Regions from separate parts of the Homo sapiens genome. Here region 2 is linked to region 1. A link is a loop called in an ENCODE intact Hi-C map of the cell type or tissue named here. Cell type or tissue: CD14-positive monocyte. All regions are shown on one strand. Links, peaks and the distances in the headings refer to the core of each region. The heading gives the core; the rest is flanking DNA. Region 1 overlaps USO1 (USO1 vesicle transport factor). Region 2 holds the start of SDAD1-AS1 (SDAD1 antisense RNA 1).

What was found. Hi-C counts contacts between places; a loop is a spot of excess contacts. Peaks named below come from ENCODE experiments on the same cell type or tissue, not always from the same donor. Only the 100,000 strongest peaks of a DNase experiment are listed, where the experiment ranks them.
Region 2: it touches region 1 in a loop (3-fold over the local background); 7 of 110 quality-filtered maps call a loop at or near these places.

Annotation. Positions count from the first base shown.
Region 1 is chr4:75,800,681-75,810,647 of GRCh38, forward strand. USO1 (USO1 vesicle transport factor) reads left to right here. Exons shown (of 24, transcript NM_003715.4): 16 at 1-119; 17 at 399-520; 18 at 3,454-3,592; 19 at 4,460-4,623; 20 at 5,806-5,892; 21 at 8,273-8,371; 22 at 9,752-9,859. Among named protein-coding and RNA genes, the nearest start is that of USO1, 81 kb to the left of the region's middle. In CD14-positive monocyte, for the core only: no CTCF peak of the experiment used is centred there; no DNase peak of the experiment used is centred there.
Region 2 is chr4:75,971,754-75,981,365 of GRCh38, forward strand. SDAD1 (SDA1 domain containing 1) reads right to left here. Exons shown (of 22, transcript NM_018115.4): 4 at 5,893-6,003; 5 at 4,171-4,242; 6 at 3,991-4,091; 7 at 2,323-2,380; 8 at 1,564-1,638. It overlaps SDAD1-AS1 (SDAD1 antisense RNA 1), which reads left to right and starts at 9,037. Exons shown (of 3, transcript NR_125906.1): 1 at 9,037-9,212. In CD14-positive monocyte, for the core only: no CTCF peak of the experiment used is centred there; a DNase peak (open chromatin) is centred at 6,278; H3K27ac peaks cover 3,225 bases.

The sequences.
Region 1 (9,967 bases), core at 1,237-9,236:
ATTTATTAGCAAACATGAGTTGTATTCCAGAGCATCTCAGAAACCCCAGCCAAACTTTCCCAGTCCAGAATACATGATATTTGATCATGAGTTTACGAAGCTGGTAAAAGAACTTGAAGGTAAGACTGAAGATTTATATTGATATTTGATGGAAAGTAATTATATTTATATTGTACATGTATATTCTGGATGCATACAGGTTATATGGTAACTCTAAAGGTATATTTTCTTCCTAGCTCTTGATCTGTAGCCCATTGAAGGACATTTGGCTTTCAGTAGGATTGAAAAGATTATTTCTTACCTATCATGGAGTTAGGTTATATGTTTTTACTAAGTCTTAGTAGTAAAATAGTATTTAAAACATTTAAAACAAATTTTAAATAAGCTTCCTTTTATAGGTGTTATAACTAAGGCTATTTATAAGTCCAGTGAAGAAGATAAAAAAGAAGAAGAGGTGAAAAAAACATTAGAACAGCATGACAATATTGTGACTCACTACAAAAATATGATTCGAGAGCAGGTAAGTACTAATGAACTGTATATACCCTCTGATTACCAATAGGCACTTTCTGCTTTAAGGGAGCCTTTTTTTCTGACATTTCAAATGAAAGAGGATATAGAAAGCAAAACCCATCATTTTTCAAAGCATCTGAGTATTCAACAAACAGAGTGCTTAATATGTGCTAAGCACCATGCAGCTGATTTATTAGATAATGATGAGTGGATAAAGATGAAACTACAATTGCGGAATCATCAGTTGACATTTTCTTTCCAGGATACCAGTGAACTTTCATTACTTGCATTGTGTTGAGTACCCTAAACCTTCATTATATTCCTTCAAAATGTTTTCTTGACTTTTACTCTCATTTAATTTCTTATGATATTTACCTTGATTGGAATTCTAGAAAGTGCTGAAAAATGAGGTTATTAATGTTGTTAAAATTCCAGTGTCATAAAAAAATACAATAGTGGCAGACCCTGTGGGACAGATTCATCCCCTTCCCTCTACTGCTCTCCACACCTGTCTACTAATTGTGCACAGTTTATGGCAGGTGTGGCAAGTAAAAGCATAGATAGAACCCTTTAAATTGACAACTGTTTATATCTTATTTTCTTCCTCACAATCTACATTACTGAGATTAGTTTGTTTTTTGTTTAGACAGAGTCTTGCTCTTGTTTCCCAGGCTGGAGTGCAGTGGCGCAGTCTCGGCTCACTGCAACCTCCGCCTCCCAGGTTCAAGCAATTCTCTTGCCTCAGCCTCGCAAGTAGCTGGGATTATAGGCGTGTGCCACCACGCTGCCTAATTTTTATATTTTTAGTAGAGATGAGGTTTCACCATGTTGGCTGGTGTTGATCTCCTGACCTCGGGTGATCCCTTCCCTTCCCTGCCTCAGCCTTCCGAAATGCTGGGATTATAGGCATAAGCCAGCGCGCCCAGCCTACTGAGATTAAAATTTTAAGAAAGAATGAAAATATTGTGGTATATTTAGCATTCATTCTAAGCTTTTCAGTTTAAAAGTAAATCAATCAATAAATTATAATCTTAGAATGGTAAAATTTGAATCATCAAACTACCTATGGTTATTAGGATTTTTCATCTATATCTGGGTACAAAGATGGAGCCATTTCCAGTTGCTAAAATGTAATAATATCTTTGGAACAGTGAAAAAAACAAATAGTTGTAATGTGATATAGAGTCTATACTTGGGGCTGCAAATACAGTTGATTTGGCAAAAGAAAAGAGTGATTGACACAATTACTCTAATGACTTCCTTAGAAATGTTCATTTTAAATATTCTTACCATTTAAAATGCTATTTGGCATTAGTCCACAAGCATCTAGAACTATAAAATGTTTATATCCTTTGAATGACATTTGATAATTCATCCTAAGGGAATTCTCCAAAATTCAGGAAAACAATTATATGGACTAAAATATATAATGTAATGAAATTTGTCACTTTGAAAAATGGAAAGCAATATTAAGTAGATGCAATACAATTTATATTCAGTGTTTTTGATGCTGAGGTTGCTTTCCATTTTTCTTTTTCTTTTCTTTTTTTTTTTTTTTTTTTTTTTTTGAGACAGTTTCGCTCTTGTTGCCCAGGCTGGAGTGCAGTGGCTGAGCACGGTGCCTCATGCCTGTAATCCCAGCACTTTGGGAGGCCAAGGTGGGCAGATTACCTGAGGTCGGGAGTTCGAGACCAATCTGACCAACATGGAGAAACCCTGTCTCTACTAAAAATACAAAAAATTAGCTGGGGATGGTGGCACATGCCTATAATCCCAGCTACTCAGGAGGATGAGGTAGGAGAATCGCTTGAACAACCTGGGAGGCGGAGGTTACAGTGAGCCGAGATCGCACCATTGCACTCCAGCCTGGGCAACAAGAGCGAAACTCTGTCTCAAAAAAAAAAAAACCCAAGAAAAAAAGAAAGAAAGAAAAGAAAAAAAATGGAAAGCAACCTTAGCATCAAAAACATTGAATATAAATTGTATTGCATCTACTTAATTAGATAGGATTAAAAATTATGGTTTGAAAACTATGTAGCAATATGGGGAAATTATGATAGAATGTTAAGTAAATTAAAGGCTACATAATTATATATATATACCTATTGTGACAAATTTTAAACCATGGATTGGGAAAAAATTAGAAGAAAATAAAGAAATACATAAAATTCTGGCCGGGCACGGTGGCTCACGCCTGTAATCCCAGCACTTTGGGAGGCTGAGACCGGTGGATCACCTGAGGTCAGGAGTTTGAGACCAGCCTGGCCAACATGGTGAAACCCCATCTCTACTAAAAATACAAAAACATTAGCTGGGCATGGCAGCGGGCGCCTGTAATCCCAGCTACTCAGGAGGCTGACGCAGGAGAATTGCTTGAACCTTGGAGGCAGAGGTTGCAGTGAGCTGGATTGCACCACTGCACTCCAGCCTGGGCGATAAGAGCGAAACTCCGTCTCAAAAAAAAAAAAAAGAAAAAAAATACATCAAATTCCAACTATAGTTTTATTATGATGGTAAAAGTTGGAAGCTCTTTTTTCAATTTCCTATATTTATTTTCTCATTGGCTTTTAATATTAAAAATAATATAGAAGCATATGTATACATACATATACTAAATTTCTTAAATAGTTTGATGTAAATTTTTAAATGGTTTTATGACCATAAAATGGAGTTTTTTCATTTTATTTCCCACTATAATTGCAGGCTATGCCATGATGTTTATTAATGGAGCCTTCTTTGAAATCTTGTAGTTCTGCTGCATGTTAATTGGCCTTGATGGATATATTAACACACCAAGTTGCTTAATTACTGAACGATTTTGGAAGTGTTAAGCACTTTAGCATACTGTCCCAAAATGACCTCTAATTTTTAAAATGTGTTCACCTTCTTAATGCTAACGAGTATGACTTTAAAACACATGAATTATGTTTTGTTTCACAGGATCTCCAACTTGAGGAATTAAGGCAGCAGGTTTCTACATTAAAATGTCAAAATGAACAGCTCCAGACGGCAGTCACACAGCAAGTATCACAGATCCAGCAGCACAAAGACCAGTATAATCTTCTTAAAATACAGCTAGGTAAGCATAGCTAAGCCATCACTATGATAGCACTCAGGTCATTCTTTCCTCAAGAGCTAGACAAAGTAAAAGATTCTTTCTGTGGACTAGTATTTTTCTAACCTTAATCATGGTGACAAAAATGTAAATCGGAGTTTAAAGCAAAATAGCATGATAGTTAAGAGCAGTTAAGACTGGACCTTTAGAGATTGAAGTCCAAGCTTCTTGCTACCTGTTTATCTGGCCCATTGATTCTCAACCCTGGCTGCATATTAGAATCTCCTGAGATGCTTTTTTAAAAAAAAATACCAATGCTGATACCACAATAGTGTTTCTGATTTAATAAATCTGGGATTAGGTCCAGGGATCAGTAACTAGTATAAGCCCACCAGGTGATTCTAATGTATAGCTGATTAAGAATGACCGCTGTAATCTTTCAGTTTCCTCTTCTGCAAAATGAAGATAGTAATAACATTTGAGAACTAAATGATATAATAAATGAAAAATTTAAGTTGTGCCTGGAAAATGGCAAGAGCTCCACTGCTTTTAAATAGTATTATCCTACGGTGCTTGTGAAGATTTTTTAAAAGGATTTTATTTTCTCATATTCAGTTGACAGAATTGGAATTAAAATTACTGTAATTCTTAATCATAGATCACCAGACCATGCAGTTTAGTCAAGGCTGTGCTGTTTTTTCTCCCAGAAATCTGGAAAATACTATCAGTTCACTATTTTTATCAGTATACCATTCTGCAAAGATGAAATGTGATTGCAAAAGTGCTGCCAAAGTAATTGAATGAAGAAAATTACATATTTGAATCTTCTACTTCAAAAATGAAAAACTGAAGTTTCCCGTTGGCTTTTAAAATGTTATGTCTGTCTAACAGGAAAAGACAATCAGCATCAAGGTTCTTACAGTGAGGGGGCTCAGATGAATGGCATTCAGCCAGAAGAAATTGGTAGATTGCGAGAAGAGATAGAAGAATTAAAACGTAATCAGGAACTTTTACAAAGCCAGCTGACTGAAAAGGACTCTATGATTGAAAATATGGTAAAGTAAATGTTTAAGAAGTTAAAATAAGAGTTCAAGAGTGGTTCTCATTATCCTGCCTTTTTTTTTTTTCCTTGGATCTCTTAAGCCAGAATATCATATGTTAAGATTTTACAGGATGGGCCAGGCACAGTGGCTTACGCCTGTAATCCTAGCACTTTGGGAGGCTGAGGTGGGCGGATCACCTGAGGTCAGGAGTTCAAGACTAGCCTGGCCAATATGGCGAAACCCTGTCTCTACTAAAAATACAAAAATTAGCCGGGCATGGTGGCAGGCACCTGTAGTCCCAGCTACGCAGGAGGCTGAGGCAGGAGAATCTCTTAAACCCAGGAGGTAGAGGTTGCAGTGAGCCGAGATCACCCCACTTCACCTCATTGCCTGTGCGACAGAGGGAGACTTTCCATCTAAAAAAAAAAAAAAAAAGATTTTACAGGATGAGCTTTAGAGTCAAACTGTTTAAACTTCAATGCTTCCTGGCTCATTGAATTTAAGCAATTTAGTTAACCTCTTTAAACTTGTTTCCTGATCTATAAAATGGTAGTGGTAATGTCTAGTTCATTGTTGTGAGATTTAATTTACTCTTCTAATAGATGGAAATTATTTAATAAATGTTTGCTTTTATGCTCTTTCTCCATATGAACGCAGGTAAATGCTTAGATTTAATAAATTGCTCGGTAAAATAAAAATTTTATTTTTTTTTCTTTAGAGACAGAGTCTCGCTCTGTTAGCCCAGTCTGGAGCGCAGTGGCACAATCTCGGCTCACTGCAACCTCCACCTCCCAGGTTCTAGCAGTTCTCCTGCCTCAGCCTCCCGAGTAGCTGGGATTATAGGTGCACGCTGCCACGTCCGGCTAATTTTTTGTATTTTAGTAGAGATAGGGTTTCACCGTGTTGCCCAAGCTGATCTTGCATTCCTGAGCTCAAGCAATCCACTGGCCTTGGCCTCCCAAGGATTACAGGCATGAGCCACCGCACCCAGCCTACAAATGGATTTTTAGCCATGAAAAAGTTGTAGACAATATGTGCTGTGTTGGAATTTTATCTTGGGCATAAAAATTAAAAGGTTGGTGTGAATTTTTTGGTAAGCACATATGATATAGTTTATATGTGTACAGTTCTGTTTTTTTTTCTCATCTCTTTAGACTGAATATATTTTATAGTTTATTTTTGTGCTATTTGCAGAAATCTTCCCAAACATCTGGCACAAATGAACAGTCTTCAGCAATAGTTTCAGCTAGAGATTCTGAACAAGTTGCAGAATTAAAACAGGTAATTTTCCACTTTGATCCAATTCTACTTTGTCATGTTTTAATTATAATAGAATAACAGCCCTATAGTTTCACAAATCTAGAACTATATTAGCAGATGTAAGTAAAATTTAAGTTAAGACAGCCATTTGAAAATCCAGAAGCTGTTTCTATTTATATGGTAATAGTACTTTGCTTTTTATTGTGTTTTTATTTTTCAGAGGTATTCCTTTTAAAAAATCTCAGCATCTCACCCATGTTATTTATAGATTATCAGTGAACTAACAAGGAAAAATTTAAATTTATAACTTGCAAATATGAAAATGTAAAATCTTATGCCTAATTTTAATATACTATGATAATTGCTTGACTAAATGTATGGGGTTTTTAAACTGTTTTGTCTAGAAAATATAGAATTTTAGAATTGGAAAAGAGAAGAAAGGTAAACTTACCTATATCTCAATTAAATGACTCCAGCTAAAAAGCAAAATAAACTTTTTCTGTGGTAATTTATAACATCTAGAAAAGCAAGTTAAACTTTTTTCTACTTGCTTATAGTATTTATAAATTCCTGTTAAACTAGATCATACAGATTTACCTTTATCCAATGAAAAAATTTAAATGTATTGTTCAAGAAAAGAATCAAAAGAGAGAAATGAACTCTGTATACTTACAATTAAATAATGTAGCAATTGGAAGAAAACTCTAGAGTATATTATCCCTAAACAGGTTCTGGGGTTGTTTTTCTTTCCTCCTCTCTTTTCTTCTCTCTCTTTTCTTCTTTCCCTCCTTTCTTTCTTATTATAAAAGAAATGCATACTTTTTTTTTTTTAATCCAAGCAATACTAAAAAATGACCATCCTCACTAACCTAGGACTAACTGTCTTCCTTCTCTCTCCACTAAGCAACTGGCCCTAGTCCACTGACATGGCTGCTTTGAAAGAGAAATGACTGAACATAGAGAAATTTTGTCTTATTTTGATAATGTCCATGTACCTCAGAGTAGATTCTAAATATCTGACCTCTTTTTAAAAAAAGAATCACTTATCATTTGAGGATTTTCAGGTCTCCAATATTTGTTCACAATGTTTTATTTGTGTGGGAAGATTAATATGCTCTTTTGGTTTTATTAAGTGTACCTATACTAGAACTGTATTAAAATTAAAGGGAATTAAGTTACTAATATATAGCCTTAGTTTGTAAATTCTAAGTAAAAATAAGCCATTTAATTATCTTTCCCAGTGAAACTTTAATTAGATATTTTTATAAAAAGAGAATTGCCTTTTAGTTTTTTTACTTTCTCCAGTTTATTTACTTTTATAAACTTTAGATTGTTAAAATATATGTATTTTTTAAGTGACAGTTTTGTTTTTTATAATATATAGTAAAGTACTATATATAGAAAACTGTAACTCATTTTAATAACTAAACAAAATAAATTAGAAAAGCCACAAATGTACATGATAGAAATTTTAAAGAGAACCAAAAGAAAAGAGCCTTTTACTTGCCATTGTCCCACCACTTACTCAGTGTCTCCAGACATTACCAAATGTCCTCGGGGATGGGGGGATATGGGGAGAAATCACTCCTGCTGAGAGCCATTGTTATAATTGCCTTTCTTTTCCTGTACTTTTTTTGGGGGAGGAGAAGGTGAGAAGTTTGGAAATTCAACATTAATAAAAACTTTCAATTAATACCCTGGTTTTCATTATAGTACTACTGCTTTCATCTGTGTTTGGTGGTCCCTAGTCTAAAGATGTCCTGTTTTGCCCAGCCACATAATAAACCTCAAGTCTTCATCCAGGAAAGGAGGAACGGTTGCCTGATGCCTAAGATTGAGACAGGGATCTGATGATCTATTTCTTAAATAGTCTTTTAACCAGGCCTGCAGTTTTTAACCTCATTTTTATCTGTACTTCCAGTGGTATCTAATGATACCAGTTCCTAACCTTTCTGGTAGTTAATGCATTCATTGTAAGTCAGGTACTATCTTAACTTTCTCAGTGGTCATCCTAGCTTTCAGCTTTCTCAGGTGTGCTGATTTAGTTATCACTGTTACTTGCTTTCTCAAAATTCCCCAATTATATTGCTCTCTTCTCTTACTGTTCTTGTTTTTGTAGGTTTCTTCCTCTCTCCCTCCCATCCTTCCTTTCTTTCTTCCTTCTCCCCTCCCTTCCTGTCTTTTATGATTTTTTTTTTTTGCATGGGATTTCAGGAGGGAGCAGAGGTAAATGAATGTGTTGAATTTTCCATCTTGAACCCAAAATTCAAGAATAGTTCTTTAGAGTTAGATTTTAAAAGTAGGAGGTTGTAAATCATTTTTTTAAATGTCTCCCTGTAAATATTTCCTTGATGAATTTAATACCATTTAATGTTATGACTCAACTATTTTTGTCTCTTAGGAACTGGCAACTTTAAAGTCTCAGTTAAACTCACAATCTGTGGAGATCACCAAACTACAGACAGAAAAGCAGGAACTGTTACAGAAAACAGAAGCGTTTGTAAGTATTTTCTCTTTTTTCTCTGGAAGGTAATAAAGACAAGGTTGATGTATTATTTCTTAGCCACAATTAAAAAGAAACAAATTCATCAGATAGCACCTTCTCTTTAGATTACTTACTAGCCGGTATTCTAGTAACATAGGCTTCATGTTCATGGTGACAGTCGTTTTATAGTCAGTCTCACCAGATTAGTTTATTCAGTTACTTAATAGTTTATTTTGCTGGTATTACATTCTATTTCTGTCCCTTCAGTCCAAGCTGGCAGTTTTTCTGCTGTCATAAAATATTCAGAAACCGTTGTTGTTTTCTCCAGAACATTCCTTCTCATACTTTTGCAATATAGGTAGACTGAGAATTTTCCAAATCTTCTAATTCTGATTCTTTTTTGCTTAGCAATTTCTTCTTCAATTTATCTCTCTTCTCTCACATTTAACTTTAAGCAACAAGGAGAAACCAGGCTGCACTCCAACACTTTGCTTAGAAACCTCAGTAAAATATCCAAATTCATTATTTACAAGTTCTGCTGTCCACAAAACACTGCAACACTATTTGGCCAAGTTATTTGCCACTTTATAACAAGGATTGCCTTTCCTCCGATTCCCAGTAACATGTTCCTAGTTTTCATCTGAGACCTCACCAAAAGCACCTTTAACATTCATATTTCTGCCAGCATTCTTCTTCTCACTATGACCATGAAGCTTCTTTCCAACTCCGCTCTTTTCTTTCTGAGCTCTCACCAGAATCACTTAATGTCCATATCTCTAGCAACAGTCTCATCAAGGTAATGCAGGCTTTGTCTACCATGCACCTCTCTTACAGCCTCTACTCATTACACAGTTCCAAAGCTACTTCCACATTTTTAGATATTTGTTGTGTCACTACCCGACTTCCTAGTATTTTAGAAAAAAGACAAGGAAAGACTGAAAAACTGTTATTCAGGAGTGTCTCCTCTAGCACTTGAGAAAAGATTTGCATTTCACTAATAATGATATTTGGCTCAATTTATCTACCTATCTAGGGTGGTAGTATGGACTTATAGGAAATTTATGAAGGAAAGGCTTTGAAAAATATTCTGTGTTTATTAAATGCTGGGTTACAGTTACATTAGAGCTGCCTTGCTGATTACTTTTCTGGGCTTACCTACCTTGAGGCACCTTAGCCCAGCCTTCCTCGTACTCTTATGAGATTTGATGCTCTTCCATGTGGGAACAGCTCATCTGACAGTGGAGAGCACTTTGTTGCACATAAATACATAAGGAATTATATTTTCTGTTAGTGAAAGTAAAATATCAAAATGGCAAAAAAATTAAATAACCCTTTGGGAGTTCATATTGATTGTAATGTTTAAGAGACATCTTTTTTTCCAATTTCTAATTTCAGGCAAAATCAGTTGAGGTACAAGGAGAGACCGAGACTATAATAGCCACCAAAACTACTGATGTAGAAGGAAGACTGTCAGCATTATTACAAGAGACCAAAGAGTTAAAGGTTTGTTTTTGGTGCAACTTTTATTTACTGCATATGATATGAAATGAACTCTAGGAAATTTTATATATCTTTCAAATTCTTAGATTTATGAAGAAAGCTAATGATGTG
Region 2 (9,612 bases), core at 1,613-9,612, 170 kb after region 1:
CCCAGCTACTCAGGAGGCTGAGGCAGGAGCATCACTTGAGCCCAGAAGGGGGAAGTTACAGTGAGCTGAGATCACGCCACTGCACTCCAGCCTGTCTCAAAAAACAGGAAAAAAGAAAATTAGGTGGAAAAAATATGCCCACATGTGCACAAACAGGTACATACAAAGATTTTCACTGTAGCACTATTTTTTTTTTTTTTTTTGAGATGGAGTCTCATTCTGGCACCCAGGCTGGAGAGTTATGGCACAATCTCAGCTCACTACAACCTCCACCTTCCAGGTTAAAGTGATACTCCCACCTCAGCCTCCCAAGTAGCTGGGATTACAGGCACACGCCACCATGTCTGGCTAATTCTTGTATTTTTAGTAGAGACGGGTTTTGCCATGTTGGACAGGATGGTTTTGAACTACTGACCTCAAGTGATCTGCCCGCCTTGGCCTCCCAAAGTGCTGGGATTACAGGTGTGAGCCATTGCACCCAGCCCTCATTTTTCCTTTAAAAACTGTTGTTGACAACCCGCTTGGGTCCCTTTCCATGCTGTGGAAGCTTTGTTCTTTCATTCTTCACAGTAAACCTTGCTACTGCTCACTCTTTAGGTCCGTGCCATCTTTAAGAGCTGTAATACTCACAGTGAAGGTCCGCGGCTCCAAAAAAAAAAAAAACACACAAACAAAGACTGTTGTCTTCCTTTACAAATATGTACATAGTTTACTATGGCATATGTATTCCCACTGCCCTATTCTGAAATAAGTATCATTTGCTTTTAGAGAGTTTCTCTCTTTTTGTTATTTAGGTTGCCATTTACAATAAAATGTATTAGTCATATACTGTTTAAAAGACGTTATCACATATTCCAGTACTTTGGTTACCAAAACACTAAAATGGGGAAGGATAATTTTTTTTTTTTTTTAGAAATTCTTATTTTAATATTTTATGCCATCATGAATCTTGATTTTTTTTTTTTCCTCAAAAACATGCTGGTGATGGCCAGGTACGGTGGCTCACGTCTGTTATCCCAGCACTTTGGGAGGCCGAGGCGGGTGGATCGTGAGGTCAGGAGATCAAGACCATCCTGGCTAACACGGTGAAACCCCATCTCTACCAAAAATACAAAAAATTAGCCAGGCGTGGTGGCGGGTGCCTGTAGTCCCAGCTACTCGGGAGGCTGAGGCAGGAGAACGGCATGAACCCGGGAGGCAGAGCTTGCAGTGAGCTGAGACCACACCACTGCCCTCCAGCCTGGGCAACAGAGCGAGACTCCGTCTTAAAAAAAAAAATGTTGGTGACAATTTTCATCCTAAATTTACATAGTGAGATATAGGTATAACTTTAGAACTAAGATCAAGGTTGAATAAATCTGTTTTATTAATTATATAACCAAGATAATCTTACTGAATACAAGTGACAAATTCCAAGTAGAGTAAAATAGCATGGCAGAATTCAATAACAGGGCAAAGGTGTCATCTAAGTTTCTTTCTAACTTCAGCAGTCATAGACTTTACAATGTGTACTCAGAGCAATAATAAAAGGTAAGATTCAGAAGCAGCTATGATTAAACTAACCTCAGATTCGGAGTCACTGTCCTGTTTTTCATCTTCATCTTTCCCAAGAAAGAATGTCAAAGCGGCAACTAATATCTAAACACCAATGAGAAAAAAGTCAGCTACTTGATTCAGCTTAAAATAAAGAATAAATCCTTTTGAGTATGCTTTATACATGTGCATGAACTAAGATCTGAAGAACAAATTCAAAGAGTGGTGGGATTTTTGTTCATTTTTTCTTAATTAAAAGTTGTTTTATGTTATTTCTCTAATAAATAATTTTAAAAACTAGATAAAAACTGCTAGGCTCTATATAGTTATCCTTCAAGACTGTCGAGAATTTCTACATCCCCTATAAGAAAAGTGACATTGCAGTTCTTCTAACAGACAAAAGTCAAACATTGACCTTAAATTTCTTTTAGCAGTGCCGAAGCCCAACGGAAGTCAAGAATCACAGGAGAAAACAGTAAAAAACCACTGAGGCTATCATTTATTACATAGCAATTTAAAAACTCATAATTCTATTGACTCTTTTAAAGTTCAGATGACCCAGGAAAGCAGTATAGGAACAAAGAAAGCATCACTTAACATAAACTGCATGCCTGCACATCACTGCATGCCTGGTGTGCAGGCATGCAGTTTATGCTGAGTGATGCTTACTTCTAACTGCATGCCTGGTGTGCAGGCATGCAGTTTATGCTGAGTGATGCTTTCTTCTAACTGCATGCAGAAGCAGACCATCCACAGACAGAGCTTACACACAGCCCTATAGGTGCTCACCTTGGTGACCTTAGAGAAACATGCAGTTGTGATAACATTGACAGTTTTTGCATCATTCCTGGGGGAAGACAATGAATGCTTTGAAGTAAATTTTCATTCTACTGTATTTCATAGCACAGACAATGGCACAAAATAAATGATATAACAAATGTTTGTGACGTACTAGAATTCCCAGTTGTAATATTTTAAAAAGATACGAGTTGCTAAATTACTTAACCACAGGTAAAACATTTCATCAGATTTTAGCCCAGACTTACGACAAAATTTGCAGCCATTAAGACAGACTATTTAAAGAATTTTTAATGACGTAGGAAGCTAGTCAAGTGCAAAAAAAAAAAAAAAAAACAACAACTGAGAAGATCGGGGACAGTGGCTCATTCCTGTAATCCCAGCACTTTGGAGGGCCAAGGCAGGCAGATCACTGGAGGCCAAGAGTTCCGGTCCAGCCTGATCAACATAGTGAAACCCCATCTCTACACAAAATACAAAAAATTAGCTGGGCATGTGCCTGTAATTCCAGCTACTTGGGAGGCTGAGGCACGAGAACTGCTTGAACCCAGGAGGCGGAGGTTGCAGTGAGCCAAGATCACACCATTGCACTCCAGCCTGGGCAACAGAGCAAGACTTTGTCTCAAAAAAACAAACAAACAAAAATAATCGAGAATTTAAAAACTATAATATATAGGCCGGGCGCAGTGGCTCACGCCTGTAATCCCAGCACTTTGGGAGGCCGAAGCGGGTGGATCACGATGTCAGGAGATTGAGACCATCCTGGCCAACATGGTGAAACCCCGTCTCTACTAAAATACAAAAAAAATTAGCCGAGCATGGTGGTGCATGCCTGTAGTCCCAGCTACTCGGGAGGCTGAGGCAGGGGAATCGCTGGAACCCAGGAGACAGAGGTTGCAGTGAGCCAAGATCATGCCACTGCACTCCAGCCTGGTGACAGAGCAAGACTTTCTCAAAAAAAATTAATAAATAAATAAAAATTAAAAAAAATAAAAACTGTAATACAGAAAAATTTCAACCATATTTAAAAATTCACATTAAACAAAAAAGACTGGGTGGAAATACCATAAATACTAACAGTAATTGATTAAAACCACTTTTTAAATTTCTCCAAATTTTCTGCTGTAATGAATATTACTTTTATAGTAAAAAAATGTTAGTCAATAAGAAAAGCAAAAGAAATGAGTTAGGGACACTGTATCAACAAACTGAAGTGTACGAAGCATGATATTTTATATAAATAGGATGAATTGACTTGAAAATCTTCAGAGCGGCAGAAGAGAGAGCACAGATTTTGGAGTCAGTTAGATCTGGGTCTGAATTTCAGCTCTGCCTCTTAATAGCTAAACTTTTACTAACTCTAAGAACTTCCATGTCATTACTTATAAAATGGGGATAATTCCAGATAAGCTACATCTTCTGTTCTCAAGTTGTTCTAAGTGAGGTCATGTCAAAGTGCCCGACCTCAGTAGCTGCTCAAGAAATGATAACCAATGTCATTAGTCATTTGAATTGCCTCTATTTTTACTTCCAACTTAAATCTATGACATAAGTATATTAAAGAGCTCAAGCTCAAGAAAAGTATTTGTATATGTGCTCTGTATTAATTACAAATGAAAAAAGAGTCTACTTCTCAAGAGACAAATATATATACACTACCAGATGTTCCTTCTGTAGAGTTCAATCATTACATCTAAAGACATCTTGGCTGCGGTTGCATTGCTATCTCTTAACATGGTGTACATGAAATTTTGCAATACCTGCAGAAAAGGAGGAGAAAGAAGACTTAATGCACTGATGGTACAATGCTGCAAACATGGAAGACAGAAGAGTACTTACTACATTCACTTTATTGTTCTTGTGTTTTGCATTTATATTCTTGATATCAGTCACAATATGTGTGTATAAAGTCTGAGGAAAAGAAACAAAAATATATACATTAAACCTAACCAACATTTTTAACCTTGCTAAATTTGGAGAACAGTATGAATGTACAGGATGACTTAATTTTACCTATTTTTCATTCTATCCCAAAAGAAACCCAAACCAAGCAAACAAACAAAAAAGCAACTACAAAGCAAAGCAAAGTTGTCCTCAAGAAGTTAAACATGGAGTTTAATGTAATACGGCACAATTCTCCTAGGTATATATCCTAGAAAATGAAAACATCAGTGTTCACACAAACATTCATAGCAGCCTTATTCATAGTGGCCAAAAAGTGGAAATAACTTAAATTTCCACTAACTGATGAATGGATAAACAAAATGTGGTATATCCATACAATGGAATATTATTTGGCAACAAAAAGGAATAAAGTACTGATACGTGCTACAACATGAATGAATCTTGGAAACATTATGCTAAGTGAAAGAATCTAGTCACTAAAGACCACATATTGTTATGATTCCACTTATATAAAATTTCCAAAACACACAAATCTATAGTGACCCAAAGTAGACTGGTGATTACCTAGAGCTAAAAGGGATGAGGAACAGGATTAACTACTAATTGGAATAGAGTTTCTTTTGGGGGTGACAAAATGTTCAAAAATTGTTTGCAGTGATGGTTGTACCACGCTGTGAATACACTAAAAAACACTGAATTGTACACTTTAAGTGGATGAATTTTACATAAATTATATCTCAATAAAAGTGTTATTAAAAAAAAAATGCTCCAATTTACCAAGCACCTAACTGCATGCAGGAAAATACTGTGAATGCATATATCACTGGTGCCCACACCATGCTCCCATGGACCACTTTTATTCCACAAATTAGACCAAGAAGTACAATTGCTAAAATCAAACAGTGGTAGTCTCTTAATACTTTGAAAAAAATTTTAAATTAATGAATGTAAACTTAAATTTTTCTTTCCTTTTTTTCTTTAAATACAGCAGTGGTCTTGCTGTGTTGCCCAGGCTGGTCTCAAACTCCTGGACTCAAGTGATCCTCCCACCTCAGCCTCCCAAAATGCTGGTATTGTAGGTGTGAGCCACAGTGTCCAGCCAAGTTTCTCCATCTTAAATTTCTTTCATAAATCTTCAGCTTCTAGTCTTATATAAGCAAATGCAAAATCATGGGAAAATGTTAATAACAACAAAAAAGTTTTTTGTGGGGGAGTGGGTCAGTTATAGCTGTGAGTACCAATGTCCTGATTTAGCCAGCCAGTATGGTGCAGTAGTAAAAGGCTTGGGTTCTGGAACCAGAGCCTGGGCTTATATCCAATCCCACCACTAAGAAGCAGTGTGAGAGTGGGCAAGTTACTCTATCTCTCTTTAACCTCAGCCCTTTCATCTGCAAAGTAAGAATAATAATAATGAGGATCCCTCTCTCATAGGGCTTTGTGAGTAAATGAGTAAATACACAAAGCTCTGAGAATGGTGCCTGGCACAAAGTATGCACTCAATAAATATGGCTATTAACACCATATAGCATGCACACAATGGTTGCTTTTTCCTGTTAAAGTTATTATTAACAATGTAAAGCATCGATAATTCAAGAGACAACAAAATTTTATGTCGCCTCAAGGAAGATGCAGGGAAATATTTGTTTTGCCCTTTACCTTTCGCAGAAGTTTATCATGGCAACGAAAAAGTTCAAAGAAGAGTTCTAGCAGGCTTGATGGATTGATGAGATTCTTATTTCTCAGCAAGATCAAAGCTTTGCAAAATGTCTCGGGAAGGAAAAAAACATACCATAAGACAATGGTAAAGTTAACAAGGTGAGAAAATACAGCGTATATGTCCCAAGACCTTAATGTCTTTTACTAACTAGACACTATTGTAGGATTCAGAATAGTCAGTCTCTGCCTTCATGGAGCTTACACTGGGGATAGAGCAGAACGGAGGACAGACAAGCCAAGTAAGCATATAAAAAGGAGGATCTAAGAAAATAAGTGTCATGAAGGAAGTAAAACAGGGTTATGTAATTGATCAACAGTGACTGAGGGAGGGCCACAGGGAGGTCAAGTAAGGTCTCTTTGTAGTGTCATCATACGGCAAAACCCTGAATCCATAAAGACAGGTGGGATAACAACATAATACACTAAATTGGAATAATCAATGAGAGTTTATGACCTTACGAGGCATTCTTCTGAAGTACCATCAGCACTAAGAATGGCTCAACAGCAGTTGTTGCATGCCTGCCCCCCGCCTTTTTTTTTTTTTTTTTTTGAGACGGGTCTCGCTATATTGCCTAGGCTAGTCTTGAACTCTTGAGCTCAAGTGATCCTGCTTCAGCCTCCTGATTAGCCAGGACTGTAGGTACCCAGCTATTTTTTTTTTTTTTTCTATTTTTAAGAGATAGAGTCTCATTATGTTGCCTAGGCTGGTTTCAAGCTCCTGGAAACTTCTCAAATGATGCTCCTACTTCAGCCTCCTAAGTAGCTGGGATTACAGGCATGAGCTGATGCGCCTAGCAGCTGTGGCACTCTTGCTTACCACCAACTCTTACATGTAGCCCTATCACCCAAATTTTGTGTTACCCTTCATTAGATGAAATACAATCCTTGAAGAATAGTTGATTCCAAGTCTTGGGGCAGGAAAAACGGTAAGAATGAATTTGGAACTATTTCTGCCAGAATTCAAGGATGCTTTCAAAAACAAGGGCAAGGCTGGGCATGGTGGCCCACACCCATAATCTCAGCACTTTGGGAGGCTGAGGTGGGAGAATCACTTGAGGCCAGGAGTTCAAGACCAGCCTGGGCAATGTAGTGAGACCTTGTCTCTACACAAAAAAAAAAAAAATTAGCTGGGTGTGGTGGCACACACCTTGTGGTCCTAGCTACTTGGCACGCTGAGGTGGGAGGACTGCTTGAGCCCAGAAGCTTGAGGCTGCGGTGAGCTAAGATCGTACCACTGTACTCCAGCCTGGGCAGCTGAGTGACAGACCCTGTCTCAGAAAAAAAAAAAAAAAAAAAAAAAAAAAAATTCAGGGAAATTGCTAAAAGGACTAAGAAGCTTCCCCTGGCAAGGTGGTGACAATCTGAACATAAAGTAATTAAAATAATAATACTAAAAAAAAGTTTTAAAGTACATAAAAAGGTAGTTATAATGTCAATGAAATACATATAACTTGACTTTTATTGATTTGACTAAGTAGGTAAGAATTACTATATATGGATATTTTATTTCTTCCAAAAAAAATACAATGTTTCTATCTGTGTAAGCAGGACAGAGTGAACAAAATCTTGGGAATGATTCAAAAAGTCTTGGAAAAATAGCAAATACACCAGGTAGAAAGATAGCCCAGTGGCTGATAAGAATTGTTGGTTATCCCAATAACCAATTAAAAAGAGCTTCTTCCAGTGTGTTCAATGCTTCCTCTAAAGAGCAATGCTAACTATACAGACGCAATCCTTTATCTCCTAGTAAAGGAAATCTCTATTATTATTATTATTTTTTTTTTTTGAGACAGAGGCTGGAGTGCAATGGCGCGATCTCGGCTCACTGCAACCTCCGCCTCCCAGGTTCAAGCAATTCTCCTGACTGAGCCTCCCAAGTAGCTGGGATTACAGGCACGCACCACCATGCCCGGCTTATTTTGTATTTTTAGTAGAGACAGGGTTTCTCCATGTAGGTCAGGCTGGTCTCGAACTCCCGACCTCAGGTGATCCTCCTGCCTCGGCCTCCCAAAGTGCTGGGATTACAGGCGTGAGCCACCGCGCCTGGCGGAAATCTTTATTATTTTTTAAAAACCTACTAATCATCATAAAGCACTATAAAGAAATATACATACACATTTTTTTCCATTTAAAAAAAAATTTAGAGGTGGGATCTTGCTATGTTGCCTAGGCTGCAGTGTAGTGGCTATTCACAGGCATGCTCATACCACACCTCAGCCTCAAACTCCTGACCTCAAGCAATCCTCCTGCCTCAGCCTCCCAAGAAGCCGGGACTACAGGTGCACCTGGCATATATATTAATTTAATAATGCCCACAGACCAGTTTGGTGGGGTACTGCCAGGAAAATAAAACTTAAAGAAATCCTAATTACTTGGAAAGCCATTAAGTCTCTATACTCAAAATATCAAATCTCTATGACCTACAAGGACTTCAAGAGTAACATGACATAGGTAAAAGCCTTTAGACTAGGGGTTCAAGTTTGGAGTCCCTTGGGCTATACTGCCAGGTCCCATGTACCAGCTGAGTATCAATCAGTTGACAACCCAGGGCCTGAAACCTTGGCTTGTCTGAGACAGTATTCTTTTTCTTTTTGGCCTAATCAAATTACTAAAATCCTAAAGTAGTATAAAAATGATAGAAATACAAAAAACCTGAGAAAGTCTAAAAGAAAACAAATATTCATCTAAAGACTTGGCATTTCTACAAGTTGTGCTATAGGATATTAGTACGTTTTGTGATCATATTTGCGTACTTATCTGCTGTAAAGAGGTTTGAAAAGCAGATGTATTAAATTTGGAAATGTCTTAGTCCCTAGAAGCAGAGACTGATTTATTACAAGTGATTTGTTGGGGGTATGATCTCAGAAAGGAAGTGAAGGAAGGAGGATAGTGCAGAGACACGCAAAGCAAAGCAAGGATGTGCCCTTGACTGGAGACTAGCTTTAGTCCCAACACAGGAAAACACTGGAGCACATCCTGCATTGGAGTCAGAGCCACCCTGAGGTAATGGGCTGGGCTTTTGTACCACATGATAATGGGCTGTGGGCTACTAGGGTAGGAGGACACCTCCCAGGCACTAGGACTCCGATTTAGCTGAGGACAATGTTGCAGAGAAAGGGCAGCTGAGGGCCACCAGCAGCTGACATTCACAACAAGTGGGGCAAACAGGTACACCGGCCTCGTGAAGGGAATGTCAGCCAGGACTCAACCCCAACCACTAAAAGGACAATGATGAAATGCTCAAACTGACTGTCTAATGGGTAAGTTTACTAATTTAAGGCATTATAAAAATGACAAGTTGTGATTAGGATTCTACATGCATATGAGATTTGAATGACTAGAAGAAATCATCTCAAAAGGTTAAAGAGCATCCTGTAGGGTTAGTGTGCTGGAAGAATAGAAAGATCACAGTGTAGCTGAAAACAATATGATATCAGAAACACAGGCTGGAAGCAGATCATGCAGGCACTTTTGAGCCAGGTTATTAAGTTTCCGTTTTACTCTAAGTATAAATGAGAAGCCATAGAAGGATTTTTAGGAAAGGATAATACATTATAATTTACGTTTTCTGAAGATAATTAGCTTAGAGGCTGTTCTCATTTAAATATATATGAACGCAGCACACATGAACACAGCACAATTTATTCATCCAACTACTGG